Regions from separate parts of the Homo sapiens genome. Here region 1 is linked to region 2. A link is a contact called in ENCODE Hi-C or POLR2A ChIA-PET data. All regions are on one chromosome and are shown on one strand. The core of a region is the stretch at or near the end of the contact, and the rest is flanking DNA. Distances in the headings are between cores, read along the strand shown.

Region 1 (5,076 bases), core at 15-2,514, 110 kb after region 2:
TATTTGCATTATGAAATATCTTCTAAGGAATAAAATATTTGGACATCACTACAATTGATGAGGACTGCATGTGTATTTTTGAAAGCTGTATTCTGATTTACAGAGCAAAAATAAAAAATAAGCAAGCTACCAAATATGTAAATACAGGAATTAGCCCAGTAGTATTTGTTCTTCTGTTCCACTACAGGCTTTAGAGTAATATCAGTGTGTGTTTTTCTTACATAACTATGTGACATTACTTAGGGCATAATTCTAAAATTTCTGTCCTAGGAGACACTAGATAACTCTCAAAAACTTCTGATTTGCTTGCATCCCTTTTTGGCAGAGTGGTCACAGTATAATGCGGGAGGGTAGGTGACCCCAGAGTTCAGAGTCCTCATGCACCCGGGAGCAAAATTCACAGGAAAATAAGCCCACATGGAGCTACTGCATTGTCTGATGGCCTCGTTCGAGGAGGCGTCAATTTAACTTTAAACCCATGAGCTCATTGAGAGCAGGGGAGAGAAGGGGATGTCTCCAAATTCAGGAAACTGTTGCCATAGCATTTTCCCTTCTCTATTCCTGCATAGCCCTCCTCCCCCGAATCAGCAACAATTTTTGCTCCACCGTTTTCTTTCGGGAACCAGATGCGTTTTCAGAAGACAGTACTCCAGTGATAAGGTATCTACACCACTTAATAACTGTACCTGGTAAGGAGATTTAATAAGGCTGAGGGTGGTATTAAGTTTCTCAGAACAGACTCATCTTTGCGGATGCAGTTGCAGAACAGGAAACAGACCCAGGGAGAAGTTTAGTCCCCCCAGATCTCATTGGCCCTCCGCACAAGCCAAGCCACAGCCACTCCTGCCACACAATCGGATTGCTTTCAGCACTCGCAGCCGTGGACCGCCGTGCGGTCCTTTCCTCCGCAGTGAGCCGATTTGCTCTGCCAGCAGCTGTCGGTGCCGCGCTCGACACCGAGTCCTAGCTAGGCGCTCACAGAATACGCGCTCCCTCCCTCCCCCTTCTCTGTCCCCCGCCTCTCGCTCACCCCGGCCCACTCCAGCGGCGACTTTGAGGGATTCCCTCTCTGGCGGCCTCTGCAGCAGCACAGCCGGCCTCATTCGGGGCACTGCGAGTATGGATCTCCAAGGAAGAGGGGTCCCCAGCATCGACAGACTTCGAGTTCTCCTGATGTTGTTCCGTGAGTAGCGATTTGGCGACTGGGAGAGAGGACGGGCACTCTTTGCAGAGAACAGAGCCGGCAAAGTAAAGTCAATTAGCTTGAGATAAAAAATATGGCCCTTAATGTTTTGCGGTGTTTTTTCTTTTTTTCTTTTAGGGGAGGAGGGAGGGCCTTCCTCGCCGGTGGCAGGGAATTCCCCTGAGAGCCATACACCTCTGTGGCATATTCCAGACAGAGCCTAGACAGGCCAGCTTCGTGAGGTCAGAGCATTGGCAAGAAATATTTACTTTAAAATCCCAAGATGTAGAAAACAGCCAGCTATATTACAAACAAAGTCAGGATTTTTAATTTTTTTAACTGTATTTTCATTATAAATTAACAGCGAAGGAATGAGGCTTGTTAGACCCGGGTTAGAGAAACGGCTCGTAGAGCGCACAGCTGCTGGCAGAGAACTTTGTCACTCCAAAGCCTGCAGAGCACTGTCTCCCCACCCTAGCGCCCGAGACGCGTGGGCTGAGCCCTGAACTGATGGAATTGTTTTGTTTGTTCCGCAGATACAATGGCTCAAATCATGGCAGAACAAGAAGTGGAAAATCTCTCAGGCCTTTCCACTAACCCTGAAAAAGATATATTTGTGGTGCGGGAAAATGGGACGACGTGTCTCATGGCAGAGTTTGCAGCCAAATTTATTGTACCTTATGATGTGTGGGCCAGCAACTACGTAGATGTAAGGAATCTTTCCCCCCCCTCAGCTTGCTCCTAGGGCTCCAGGGCGAAGGGCACCCTTCCTCAAGGCTCTTCGAAGACCTGGGTTGCCCGCCTTCTTTCCCACACCCCGGCAGGCTGCTCCCGAATGCTGCATGGGGATTCCAGCTTGTAATGCCTTCTGTTCCCCTGCCTGCTTTGAAAGTAAACCCCCTTCTCTCCGCTTCCCTATCGGGGCTGCACGTAGAGCATCTAACCGCATGTTCCCGGAACCTGGGATGCGCGCGCGCAAAGGAGCGCCCAAGCGTGCAACCCAGAGTTTGGACGCGCCGCCCTTTACAGCCCCCGCCCCGGGGCCGGGCGAGCTGAGGGGGCGCGGGGCGTCTGTGTTCCCAGCTGATCACAGAACAGGCCGATATCGCATTGACCCGGGGAGCTGAGGTGAAGGGCCGCTGTGGCCACAGCCAGTCGGAGCTGCAAGTGTTCTGGGTGGATCGCGCATATGCACTCAAAATGCTCTTTGTAAAGGTAACTCCGAGCCCAGCGGGCAGAGGGGCCGCAGGCTCCGCGTGGGTGTGGGAAGTGGCGGCCCCTAGGTTTAAGAACCCAGACGCTGCGGGGACGATTGAAGCGCACCTCCCCGGCTCAACAGGAAAGCCACAACATGTCCAAGGGACCTGAGGCGACTTGGAGGCTGAGCAAAGTGCAGTTTGTCTACGACTCCTCGGAGAAAACCCACTTCAAAGACGCAGTCAGTGGTGAGTGGAGGCTGGCATGGCTGGGGAGGGAGCCTGGGAACTCGCAGAACAGGCTTGGAGAGAGAATTCCTCAAGGTTTTGGAAACCGTCCCACGCTTTGAGGTCCCAGGCCAAGTCTTCCCTCGGCTTGCTCTTTAGGGCGGAAGAGGCGGGAGCGCCCATGAGTCTTCTGGGTCTCAGGCCTTGTAGATCCGCCAGGAACCGCAGGCGTGGGGACCCAAACGTCACCCGTGGCCTGATCCTAGATAAGAAGTCCCTTGAAGGCCTGTCGTTCCCTGGTGCTTCAAAACGACCTCTTATGATTTGGCCTTTGAAGGACCACGGAGAAGGGCAAAGCTGCATTTTAATTTTCTTCCGCATCCTGGTTTTGTTTCTTATGCGCTAAAACTGCAAGGGGGCAGTGCGACTTTCCTTTTCAGTCAGGATGTGATGGCCTTCAGTGTCTTTTTGCGCATGGCAGCATGGCTCGCACGGGATATTCAGTCATCGACTGCAGCTACCTGACAGTGGATTCTGCACCATGTATAATTTACTAGCGTTTCTGGCCCATCCCTCCGACAACTCAGCCAGATCCTCCTCGGCAAAACGAGCGTTCATCCCCCAAATAACAATATTCCTATCTGCAGACACCGTCAAAGACCACATTTAAATTTATTTTATTCTTTATAAGTTGTCTATTTCACTCATAATGAGGCCCTTCATCACCCAGGCACCTGAGTTGGGAAAGGATTTTTATTGAATACATAAAAATACATGTGTCATCTTTCCCTTTTCACCCCTTTTTGTTATCACAGTAAAAGGAGGATTTTTTCTTTTTCATCAAAGTTTAGATGCAAGATGTCCCCCAGTTAAATTAGACCAAAAAGGAAAAAGGAAAAATCAAACTTAGGTCAGAAAAAGAGCAATGGGAGGCAGACCTTCAGAGGGGATGTATGTGTGTAAGGACAAGCATCCAGAGGACCAGCAATCTGTCCGGCTTTGTTGAGGAAGATGTTTTATTCTTTGCCAGGCCCGTGTGAAATGTGGAAAACCAAGTCACTGTTCCTTCTGTGTCTTTGGAATCTCCATTATTAGGGATTTTTTTTTTCTTTTTTGAAGTGCGGTCTCACTCTGTCCACCAGGGTGGAGGGCAGTGGCACCACCATAGATCACCACAGCCTGGAGTAAGCTACTGGGCTCAAGAGATTCTCCCACCCCAGTTTCCCCAGTAGCTGGGACTACAGGCATGTGTCACCATGCCAGACTAATTTTGTAAATGTATGTGTGTGTGTGTGTATTTGTAGAGACAGAGTCTCACTATGTTGCTCAGGCTGGTCTAGAAATCTTGGGCTCAAACGATCCTCCCACCTTGACCTCTGAAAGTTTTGGGATTACAGGCAGGATCCACCATGCCCAGCCTAGGTTTTATACAGTAACAAGGGTTGGGTTTTTAAGTATCATTCTCCTCTTCAAAAAAGGAGTTCCAAATTAATATTGAAAGAGCCCTGGCTCTCAAGATAATGGGTGTGTTTGTCCTTCATCACCACTTGATGCCATTTGTAGAGCCCTAGCCCTGGCAAGGGAACAGAGAGGACAGGAGGGGTGTGGTGTCTGGAACTGAGAGGCAATAGCCAGCTCTCTGGCACATTAGGTTAGGAACAATGAGGGTTCTAACTATTGCTCTGGGCTCTTGCTGTAGCTGGGAAGCACACAGCCAACTCGCACCACCTCTCTGCCTTGGTCACCCCCGCTGGGAAGTCCTATGAGTGTCAAGCTCAACAAACCATTTCACTGGCCTCTAGTGATCCGCAGAAGACGGTCACCATGATCCTGTCTGCGGTCCACATCCAACCTTTTGACATTATCTCAGATTTTGTCTTCAGTGAAGGTAAGTTGTTGGGGGATGGAGGGGAAGAAGACCTAGTTTATTTCAGGAAGGATGAGAGAGGGACCTACCAGGGCCCCAGGATGTTACCACTTGGATTTCCTCTAGGTTGAAATGACACTGCCTGCCTCTTTAATAATTTTCAAAGACTAAAAAAGCAGTAAGCTGAATGTATGAACTTATCTCAGTAGTTCTTTCTTTCTCCCTCCCAGCCTCCTCCCCGTTTACCTTCACTTTAGTCCTTTCTTCTCAGTCTCCCTTTGTTTCCTCCTTCTTCTTTTCTTTACCTTCTTCCCTCCCTTCTTATATTTCATCTTTCCCTCTCTCCCCATCTTCTTTCCTTTGCCAAAAGATGAACCTTCATAGGGAGAAAGATTTAAAAAGTCACTTTGGAAAAAACTGTAATTTTGATGCAAACTTCCCAAGGAGAAAGCAGCTAAAGTATTTAAGACGTTAGTTAATCTAGAGAGCTACAGATGGGGGAAAGGGCCTTTGCCTTTCTGGGCCCGTTTCTTCTTGTTCTCTCGGATACTTCTAGTTGAAGATTCTGCTGCTGTGAGTCCGAGTTTCTGTGCATCCAGAAG
Region 2 (4,922 bases), core at 2,348-4,847:
TAAGATTAGCCCTTCTGGTGCATAAAACAGTGAGGCCATCCATGGCTTTTTGTCATCAGTAATGTCCCACCTTAGCAAATAAATAGAATAACAAGTTTACCTACACTTATTTAAATATCTATGTATGTATGGCTAATAAATTTGGAATTTTGCCCTTTAGAGAAGTAAACAAATTATTTCCTTTCTCTAATTAGGCTTCAGATGACCTTGAACATGAAAACAACAAAAAGGTAACAAAATAATTCCCTTGCACATTTTAAATCAGATGCATCTAATTTAAAAAATCTTCAAAGGAAGGAATCAGTTGTGGTGAAAAAATGATTAAATCCTGATAAAAATCACAAAACTAGGGCAGATGAGTAAGATGATTTTCTAAAAGTAGGTATTTAATGCAGTAAGGCATTTTCTTCACTGGAATTAGAGATTTCATTCCTGCAGTGGAACTACATGATCATCAGCATATTGAATTTGAAAATAAAAATGAGTGAATAGGTCATCAAATCCATATTATAGCATAATAGAAAGGATGATCTTAGTTCCCACTACATTGACATTCTGGAAGATCACTGATTAATTTTACACTGCATAACTTCTAAGAGTATTATTTGATGTTATTAGCTATTGGCCTTATTGTAGGAAAGGTAAAGTTACATTTTCACTTTCTTTCATCCTCTTCAAAGTTCTTCAAGTGATCACAGTGGTTTTATTTAGTAAGTATTTATGGTTTATCCTACAACAGTGAGGCTGACAGCCACAGGCAGAAGTTTGCCTAATAACTTCATTCTCATACTTCAGAGGTTCGGAAAATACTGCCTTGCTGCCTGTGGGGTCCTATCCTATTTGAAGTTGAGATCGTATCTTCTCACCCTCTAAATATTAAACTTGAAAGAATTATGAATAAATATGGTCGCAGGCCTGTCCCAAAATATTTGTGAGTACATTACTCTCTTGTTCTAGAATTTCATAATTCATAATTTGGGTCAACAGTATACAGATTGACATTTGGTCATTGTCATTTATTAGCTAAGTTATTTTAATTCTCAAGGCATCAATCTTCTCATGTGGTCAGTGGGTAGGACTCTAATCCTCACTACACATCACAGACAGTAATGAGACTGTGTGTGCAAGAACTCATCCTGGTGCTCAGCTCATAGCACTGGTGGTATTTATTATTATTAAACACACATGGAAGGAACGGACATGGCCGTTGTTTGGTGGGGGAGCAGGAGGACACATTAAGAAAATGATAAAAACAAAAACAAAACCAAATTACATTACTTGATTATTGTTTCAGGCTTTTATTGGTGAAATCAGTTTGATAATTTAGAATGCTCAGATTGTTAAGTGATCAGTTAAGACAAACAAATTGACCATTTTTTTTTTTTTTTGAGATGGAGTCTCACTCTGTTGCCCAGGCTGGAGTGCAGTGGCGTGATCTCCGCTCACTGAAAGCTCTGCCCCCCGGGTTCACTTCATTCGCCATTCTCCTGCCTCAGCCTCCCAGTAGCTGGGACTACAGGTGCCTGCCACCATGCCCAGTTAATTTTTTTGTATTTTTAATAGAGATGGGGTTTCACAGTGTTCACCAGGATGGTCTCGATCTCCTGACCTCATGATCCACCCGCCTCAGCCTCCCAAAGTGCTGGGATTACAGGCGTGAGCCACTGCGCCCAGCATCTGACCATTTTTTAACTCATGGATTACATCATCCAACTAAGGAATTTATCCAACTAGATTCACTTTATGCAGGAAATTTAGCTTTGCAAAGTTCTCAGCAAAAATATTGATCACTTTTGAAGGTATTTTTGTTGTTGGTTTTATTGTTGTTTTTTCTATCAATAAATAAACTAATTTGTTTTCTTTTTTCTGTATGCAAAGTAATGCAGTTTCAATATGTCCTATGCAGCAAGTTATTAGGTTACTTTTAAGATTAAGTGCTTTTTAAATACTATAAACCACGTATGTATGTTGCTTACATTCTAGAGTGCTACAGTGAAACATAGTCCCCAAAGAGGCAGCATCATTAGCACCTGGGAACTAGTTACAGCAATGACTGGCCTCACTGCAGACTCACTTCAACAGAAACTCTGAGTGTGGGGCCCAGGAATCTGTTCTAGTTTAAAAAGTCTTCCAGGTGATTCTGATGCACGCTAATGTTCGAGAGTCACTATTTTTGATGTTGTGCCTCAATTTGTAAAAATATGATGCTATATCTATTTCATAGCATTGCTGTGAGGTCCAATATAGTAATTTCTTTTTTTTTTTTTTTGAGATGGAGTCTTGCTCTGTTGCCTGGTCTGGAGTGCAGTGGCACAATCTCAGCTCACCTCAACCTCTGCCTCCTGGGTTCAAGCGATTCTCCTGCCTCAGCCTCCCAAGTAGCTGGAATTACAGGCTCACGCCACCACACCCAGCTAATTTTTGGCATTTTTAGTAGAGATGGGGTTTTGCCATGTTCGCCAAGTTTGTCTTGAACTCCTGGCCTCCCAAAGTGCTGGATTAAAGGCATGAGCCACCGTTCCCGGCCAGTAATTTCTTGAATAAAGTCCCTTAAAAATCTAAAAATGTCCTACAAATGTAAGATAAGCTTAATATTTTATGATTACCTCCTTTTGCATTATTCAGAGCTACAACAGACACTAACTTCTTAAAGTATCCTTTAGCATAATTGAGGAAGAAAAAGCCTTTACCTTTCAATTTGTGTGTGTGCAATTATCTTTATTAAGGAAATCTGCAGCACGTATCCGTGGGTCCTACTGAAGTCATCAACTTATATGTTTTCTTCCTTGTGCTTGTAGGGCCTGGTCACTGTAGAAGATGAGCAGGCGTGGATGGCATCTTATAAATATGTAGGTGCTACCACTAATATCCATCCATATTTGTCCACAATGATCAACTACGCCCAGCCTGTAAAGTTTCAAGGTTTCCATGTGGCAGAAGGTAACACCAAAGGTTAAATGCAGTCGCCTTTTTTGCTTGATTTTCTTTTATGGTGCTGATGAGCTTTTATCTAATTTGTTGCCATTTTTCTTTGTGGGCATGGGGGCTGTTCCACCTCACCTTATTTTTGTTTCACAGACCATAGAAGCCACCTTGGTATGTGGTGACATTACATTGTCATTCACGACTTCAACCACAAGGTGGCGATGAGAGACTATGGATTTGTTAGTGCTGGGCATGTAGCTTCTTCTGTTCCCAAGTGCATTCACAAGACTCCTTTTAATCAAAAGCTGGTTTTCAAAAAAACATAAGAAGTATTTAAAAACTTCATTTCTGGGCTAGAGAAGCCATCGTAATCATCATTATCATCAAAAATTCATATTTCGGTGGTGGCTGAAAAGACAGATGTCTCCATCCACAGGATGTCAATGAAAGTAGGAGCTACTGACATGATAATGTAGCATTAGCCTCCAAGGCCTCATGATTCAGGGTGTAATTGCATTTATTTATTGCTGTTTTTCGGTGAGGGTTTGATGGCAGAGTTCCTGAATCCATCTTTGCTTTTCTTTTACAGAACGCAATATTCATTATAACATGTCTTCTTTTAATGAATCAGTCGGTCTTGGCTACTTGAAGACACATGCAATTGAATTTGTCAAGTATCCTTATGTATCAAGTGGAATGAGTGGTTGACTCACGTTGGTTTGGCAAGAGCCTCTGAAATAGATAAATGGCTAATATCTCATTCTGGTGGTGGAGTTCATAAAATGATATGTGGGAAAGACCATGGCAGCTGTGACAATCTGCCCAAATGAAAATTGTTTTTATAATCCACACAGTGAACTGTGATCTTAAGCATCATTTGTAAATGTGAAATCTGCTCTGTGCTGTCTACTTGTTTGTCATTGTTGGCCTAGACCTTTGTTGTTTTAGCTCTTTGTTGTTTATTTTTCTCTGCTGTAGGACTCTTTTTTTCTGTTTTCCTTAATAAGTTACAGTTATAACAAACGGCAAATGAGTCGCATTTACCCCAAGGGAGGCCGAGTCGATTCCAGTAATTACATGCCTCAGATTTTCTGGAACGCTGGCTGCCAGATGGTTTCACTGAACTATCAAACCCCAGGTAGGAGCTGATGTCCAGTGACCCCAAATTCCATGAGAACACTTTGACAGGATGGTGCCAGCACTTCCCATCAGTTGGCTGTGGGCATTTTTTAAAGGAAGCAGACATATGGCAAAGCAATGTGTTATTGGATTTATATAATGGTGAGAAATAAAAAAAAAAAAACCAAAATAGAGCAAACAATGGTAGAAGATAATGTGTTGTGATTGGAATTTAATTCCTTTCATAAATGCCATGACTATTCCTGCTAACCATTATCCCATATTCCAAAATATTTCTCATTTTTCTTCCTTTTGGATCAAAGTTGTTATCTTTGTTTCCAGAGGCAGAATTAAGTGAAAAGAATTTGAGTATCTTTGTACAGTAACAGCGACTCATTTCTCCTTTGGCAAACACCCTGACCACTGTGAACATTCAGCAAATATGACTGATGCAGGGGCACTTCACTAAACAAATACAGAATATTTTGAAGTAAATGCCACTAAAATGGTATATAAGGAGTTACATATTTGAAGAGGTACTAATCTATAACTTGGTCCTCCAAAGTGTACTCAAAGTCAGGTTTCCAATATATAATGACTTTTTTTTTCTGGAAGGAAAAGAGTAAATTTTTATAATTGATAAACACATTTTTAAAATTTTTGAGGTTTGCTTAAGAGCCTAGGATCACAGTATCAAGACTAGAGGTAGCAAAATAGAAATAGAATAGATAGAAATATGCCACAAACCCTCTTCACTGTAGATGGTCAATTCTACAGCATGGTTCTTACAACTGGTAAAATAAAACAAAACCAGAAAGCTCTTTTTTCCTTCAACTCTTTGCTATTAAGAGAACTGCCCATGCTTCCCAATTTGAGGA

What was found. Hi-C counts contacts between places; a loop is a spot of excess contacts on that map. ChIA-PET counts read pairs that join two places held with the same protein, here RNA polymerase II (POLR2A). Pooled maps may share reads with other maps.
Region 1: a map of GM11168 shows a loop between it and region 2 (2.1-fold over the local background). The contact joins the promoter of LAMP5-AS1 here to the enhancer-like site in region 2. A Hi-C loop is called at or near these places in 1 of 168 maps with a recorded cell type or tissue (GM11168), 24 of 37 single-sample maps with no recorded cell type and 5 of 50 pooled maps. POLR2A ChIA-PET finds 5 or more read pairs at or near these places in 2 of 52 experiments (WTC11 and naive thymus-derived CD4-positive, alpha-beta T cell).

The regions. Positions count from the first base shown.
Region 1 is chr20:9,513,734-9,518,809 of GRCh38, forward strand. LAMP5-AS1 (LAMP5 antisense RNA 1) reads right to left here and starts at 1,265. Exons shown (of 5, transcript NR_109957.1): 1 at 1,031-1,265. LAMP5 (lysosomal associated membrane protein family member 5) reads left to right here and starts at 857. Exons shown (of 6, transcript NM_012261.4): 1 at 857-1,183; 2 at 1,720-1,892; 3 at 2,267-2,398; 4 at 2,523-2,628; 5 at 4,307-4,495. The coding sequence starts at 1,120. RefSeq lists enhancers at 1,792-2,376, 4,920-5,076.
Region 2 is chr20:9,405,119-9,410,040 of GRCh38, forward strand. It overlaps PLCB4 (phospholipase C beta 4), which reads left to right. Exons shown (of 40, transcript NM_001377142.1): 21 at 195-230; 22 at 2,799-2,940; 23 at 3,515-3,599; 24 at 3,939-4,063. Among named protein-coding and RNA genes, the nearest start is that of LAMP5, 110 kb to the right of the region's middle. Within about 2 kb of position 3,598, at least 2 of the 41 ENCODE cell types and tissues checked have a DNase peak (open chromatin) inside an H3K27ac peak, as active enhancers do.